Linked DNA regions of Homo sapiens: region 1 is linked to region 2. Evidence: chromatin loops called from intact Hi-C (ENCODE). Cell type or tissue: IMR-90. All regions are shown on one strand. Links, peaks and the distances in the headings refer to the core of each region. The heading gives the core; the rest is flanking DNA. Region 1 has its middle 47 kb from the start of GNAI1. Region 2 overlaps CD36 (CD36 molecule (CD36 blood group)).

Evidence for each region. A loop is a pair of places that touch in the nucleus more often than their neighbours do. Peaks named below come from ENCODE experiments on the same cell type or tissue, not always from the same donor. Only the 100,000 strongest peaks of a DNase experiment are listed, where the experiment ranks them.
Region 1: it touches region 2 in a loop (2.7-fold over the local background); 5 of 110 quality-filtered maps call a loop at or near these places.

Annotation. Positions count from the first base shown.
Region 1 is chr7:80,085,965-80,088,891 of GRCh38, reverse strand. No RefSeq gene overlaps it. Among named protein-coding and RNA genes, the nearest start is that of GNAI1, 47 kb to the left of the region's middle. In IMR-90, for the core only: no CTCF peak of the experiment used is centred there; a DNase peak (open chromatin) is centred at 1,331; H3K27ac peaks cover 1,666 bases.
Region 2 is chr7:80,657,955-80,660,881 of GRCh38, reverse strand. All of the region lies in intron 4 of CD36 (CD36 molecule (CD36 blood group)), which reads right to left. Among named protein-coding and RNA genes, the nearest start is that of CD36, 21 kb to the right of the region's middle. In IMR-90, for the core only: a CTCF peak has its summit at 1,215 (motif pointing right); a DNase peak (open chromatin) is centred at 1,241; H3K27ac peaks cover 377 bases.

The DNA.
Region 1 (2,927 bases), core at 120-2,619, 570 kb after region 2:
CTAAAAGCAGCCAGACAATATGCAAATGAAGACTGTGGCTGTATTCAGATAAAAATTTATTTGTAAAAACAGGCGTGGCCTGCAGGCTGTAGCTTGCTGACCCCTGTGCTAGGCTGGCAATACAGTTATCTGGGTGATGAACTGTCAAATAATAGTGAAAAAATATTTTGGAAGTGACGATGGAGATTTAAGAAACTTTACTTCTTTTTTTTCTGACCCAACTCTAATTTCATGTTTGTGGTTAAGGTAGAGTAACAGACATCTTGGCTTGTCCCAGGCAGTTTAGGTTTATGCCTGTGATCCCAGCCTTATGATAAACAGACTGCCCCCCAACATCCCGCTTTTCACTCTTTGAAATTTTCCAGTTAGAATGATGAAGTGTACCGTTGCCCTAAATTTAAGAGCTAAAAAAAAATCTTTCTCAATAGGAAAAAGAAGCAGATCTCAATTAAGGCAAAGCTATGGCAGGAAGACATAAAGGACATATAGGAGTTTCTTTACTGAAGGAGGTTTTCCAGAGGCCATATTAGGAAAGGGTGGGAAGGGAGGAGAATTGGGATTTTTATTTAATGGGGTGCATTAAAAATGAAAGAAAAAAGGGAGAATGAGAAGTAAAGAAACAACAACAGTAAAGGAATGAGAGTCTGGGAGAGGAATTAAAGAGATACACTGTTTTATTTGATCAATATTACAAATGGAATATTACTGATAGCTTGTTATGTCTCCTTTAAGAGAAGTCTAGCCCAGATTATTGTTGTATACCCACTGGGAAACAAGGCAAGTTTGTTCTTCAGGCAAAAGTTCACAGAGGAAAGAATCCATTCTCAGAATATTTACATTCCTATTTTCTAAATGTAGTTGGTTTTCAGAAAACATCTAGAGATTGAGATAAGCATTCAAATTTAGAATGTTTATCCAAACCAGATCTTTAAAGCTACACTCATTATACGTATTTCCTGTTGATTTGTAAGTCCAGTATTTTCTCTCTACCTGCTGCCTCCTCTTTTCCTAGCAAGAGCAAATATCATCTCCTTGGTAAAGTTTTCCTGGCATTACTCACTCTATCTTCTGTACTCCCCTATGACACTGAACTCATACATATACTTAGAAATAGATTTGCTATGAAGAAAATGATGCTTCAGTTTCAGGGTAAGCTCCTTCGGAGCCCTTGCCATGTGTTCACATGGATATATGCTTTTGTGACTTTGGCAAATGTAAGATTTTTTTAAAAACTGCCATTGGATAAGTAACATTGCTTCTCCTATTTAACACTCGCTAGTGCCTGTGGTTTGGCAGAGGCTACAAGCATTTCTGGAATCTGTTTAAGGCGATACACTGAGCATGGAATTAGGGGCTTGTGTTTATGTGCTTTACAGTCATTTCCAAGTGCAGTTGTGTTACTGCTGGCCTAGCAGTCCCATGTAGAAATAGTTTCCAGGAGGACTCCTGCTAACTCGCTAGTTCACTCAGCTTTGTGAAACACACAAAAAGTGCAAGTCAAAGGTTATGCGGTGGCTTGCAGGCATCGTTTAGGCAAATTTATACGTGTGAAAGAGAAAGAAGGAGAATACAGGATTTGTCTTAGGGGTAGGGAGCTTCCTTGGCTGAGGTCACAGCCTTTTCTGGGAAGCCCACATCGCATGACTAAGGCAGGCGAGGTAGACGGCTAGCATGGGACTCTTTAATGGGCTACAACTGGCCTGGCAGAGGCAGTCAGGACTGCTTTGCAATTCCACTCGTTCTGCAGCCCAGTTCTGCTTCCTCTCTTTACTTTTCTATTACTCTCTAAGAAACATCTTATACTCCAGTCTCCACCTCAGCATCTGCTTCTGGGTAATACAATTTATGACAATAATCTTGGTTTGGAAAATTCCGTTAGTAATAATTTTCAGATAAAACGTAAAATTCTGACTCTCATGCAGATATAAGCATGAACAATATGTTAAATAAAGTGTTTATTTTACTCATGGTATTGGGAAACCAGGCAGATGTTACAATTGATTTAAAATGAAAGTTAAGGCCGGGTGAGATGCCTCACGCCTGTAATCTCAGCAGTTTGGGAGGCCGAGGCAGGCGGATCATGAGGTCAGGAGATCGAGGCCATCCTGGCTAACACAGTGAAACCCTGTCTTTACTAAAAAAATACAAAAAATTAGCTGGGCGAGGTGGTGGGCCTTTGTAGTCCTAGCTACTCAGGAGGCTGAGGCAGAGAATGGCGTGAACCTGGGGCGGAGCCCGCAGTGAGCTGAGATCGTGCCACTGCACTCCAGCCTGGGCCACAGAGCGAGACTTCATCTCAAAAAAAAAAAAAAAAAAAAAAAGAAAGAAAGTAGTACAGCTATTTAGACAAATTGCAACAACCTTTAGTGGCTACAAATGACTTCCTACAATTAAAAATTAAACATAATATTGGCTCTGTTATTCAAACATATGCTTTCTAATAGAAATATAAACCTAATCAGACTTATTTAAACAATTATATAGAAAAATATGATCAAATTTTTTATCCTTGAAATATAAGTACTGAATTGCATATTGACTAAAATAAAAGTATGTGGAATACAGATAAATGCATGATAATTTAGAATAATATTGTCAATGTGTTAAAAATGTATACAATTGTGTCTGACCATATATCTCTTCAGGGCACAATCCAATTGTCTCTTGCGACAGGATTACAAATTCACAAATGGGATAAGGTGTCTACTGAGTAATTTTAAAGTCCAATTAAAAAGGTATAAATTCTGTCATAATTAAAATTTTTGGAAACTATGTCAAGTCTTCTGGAAATTTGTGGACTTTAATATTTTATAATATTATTACTTAAATTTTCCAATTCAAATGTTTGAAGTGTGACAACAGATTTAAAATCATTGATGGGAGTAAGTTTAAATGATGTGTTTGATATTTTAAGGGAGCTATTTATT
Region 2 (2,927 bases), core at 189-2,688:
CTTAAACTGGCAAACTGGAAATTAAAATAGTGAGAGAGAAGGAATATTGTTATAATGGAGACTCCATGGGAAAACACAAAACAGATCCAGATCCAGATTTAGAATGGTCAGGGTAGGGGTGAGGGTTAAAACACTTTTTAGTACAAGTCTACATAAATGGTCTATGTAACAAATACAAGTTTAGTTAGGTAAAGTACGGCAGATGGTAGCATGCATAAGAACGAACATAATATGTTTTGGGAAATGCAGATATTTGAGTGTGGTTGGATTACAGAGTAAGAGGTGAGGAGAGTAGTGGAAATAAAGTTATTGAAACAAGTAAGATCTCAAACATAAAAGAGTTGCATCTAATACTCAAACGAGACTTTATCCTGAGGATAAGGAGGAAAAAGTACAGGGGCTTCAGCAGGGGAATATTTAGAGCACATTTTCTTATATTAGAAAGAATGATCAAAATACAAGGCCTATCCAGCACTGCTTTTTCCCTTTTTCAGGACTTCTTTAATGAGAATTAGAGATAAGAATATAATTTCCATTTTTAAGGGTTATAGACTAACTTCCCCAGCCCCTCAAGTATATTGAATACTTTTGCTAGTTCTAATCTCCTGACTCTAACATATCTAGGCTGCAAAGTACCAACTACATTTTAGGAACGCGGTGAAGGGTGATTATTACAGGAAAAATACATTTCACAAGTGGAAGATATTCACTGAGAAGAAATAAGATATATATCATAATTGCACTGTCATATTTGAATGCCTGTGAAGTGAGTAGATAGCCAAGGTAAAGACTTAAGCAATTGGACTGAATTTTTTAAAAACCCATTTTATTCCATTATAATAAAAATGTAAATTCCTACAGGGTAGGGGTTTATGAGTGTTTTGTATCTCTAAGCATCATGCCTGGTATATAATGAGTTCTCAGTAAATGTATTTACTAAACAAATGTCTCAGATTCTTTAAAAAGAGGATTCAAAGTTGGCTAGAAATATATTTTTAATATAATTTTATTAAAACTACTATTCTTGAAGTACTGCAGACACACAAAGAATATAAAAATCTGAAACAGCACTCAGGACAATTGTATTTTAAATTAGTGTGCATATTACTAATATTTCAAATCAAAGTACTTCAATTTTCAGAAATATGCCCATATATTAAAACAATAGCAACATAATTGTCACGTTACCTAAAGTGTACTGACAACATTATACCAGTAGATGGCAGTCACTAGAAGAAAAATCCTTAAAACAGCCCTGCCTTTAGAATGTTGTTTTAAAAAGGGAACATAATTACTGAATTTTTTGTTTAAAAGTTAGACTGTATGGAAGTTTTGGAACGTGTTTGTTTATAAGGTCAAGGGAAGGAATTTATGCTTTTCTCAAGATTACTTTTTATATTCTTTCCAAAGCAAAGTAACTCAAAAAATGAATTACAGATCTAAGAATATTCTGAAGGAATTACAGCATCTTCATAGAGATGGTGTAGGTAGAAACACACATAAGATCTCAACCCAAGCAATTTCGTGCTTTGATTCAGGTCATATCTTGTCAAAGTGTAATCAAGCTTACTTTAGCAGACAATGGCCAAATACAGCCTGTGGTTCTGTTTGAGGAGGGACATTCTCACATACTTCCAATGTCAGATGGATTTAGGGTATAATTAGTTATGAAAAAGCATGTTTAGCTCAACACATGCACTATCAAAGTGTTAATTTTTTTTCTAAAAGGTACTGGTTGTTTTTCCATTATTTAAGGCACTCAGGCAAACAATAAAAGACTATTTTGGTGACATGCTGAGACAAGATGACCTACAGATAATCAGGAATCCCTTTAAAATTGTTACAGAAAGAGCTATTTATGGATTCTAAAATTTAGCTGTAAATGCAACTGTTCTTCTCCAGTCTTTGCTCCATTGCCTCTCTAAGCAAACCAAATATATCTAACACATCCCCTTTTTGTCCCTTAGAGAGATAGGTTAAAGGCTTTAAGAATAAAATATAGATCAGCTGTCAACTACCAGAGGAGAACTATTTCAATAATATGTTTTCTCATATCCCAAATAATATATTTAAAAGTGAAAAATATGGTCGGGCATGGTGGGTCACACCTGTAATCCCAACACTTTGCGAGGCCAAGGCACATAGATTGCTTGAGCCCAGGAGTTTGAGGCCAGCATGAGCAACATGGCGAAACCTTGTCTACAAAACAAAACCCATAAAAATTAGCTGGGTATAGTGGCATGCGCCTGTGGTCCCAGCTACTCAGGAGGCTGAGGTGGGAGGATCACTTGAGCCTAGGAGGTTGAGGATGCAGTGAACTGTGATCGTGCCACTGCACTCTAGAGTGGGTGACAGAACAAGACCTTGCCTCAAAAAATAAACAAAATTAAAAACAGAAGTGAAAAATATAACTTCCCCCAAACAAACAAAAAAAATCATGATGAGTTCTCAAATTCTAACAACTATTTTCTTTCCTCACACTTACTCAGTTCACTTAGGTTCTATTTCTTAAACAATTATGCTGATACTCTCCTTAGGTCATATGTGAATTCTAGATTTTCATAAGTATATATACACCTATGAATACATATATATATATGTGTGTATATATATATGGTACACCTAACAACATTCTTTGCAACAAGATACTTGTATAGACTCTTGCTAATAATATAAAAACTTTAAGACCATGAAGAAAATTCTAAGGTAAGATGTTTTTGTACCCATAAAAACTAAGTCTTCATTGACAAAATTATGAATTGTCACAGATGCGCACAGAGACACCCGATTCGGGTAAAACTGCTAAGACAGGACATGCACCAAGGCCCTCTGGGGCTTATATGTCATGTGCTATGGTAGTAGGCACCACCCTCACCATGCCTGTTATTTCATTTTATTTTGGGTGTGAATTTTCAATCTGGAAGCAT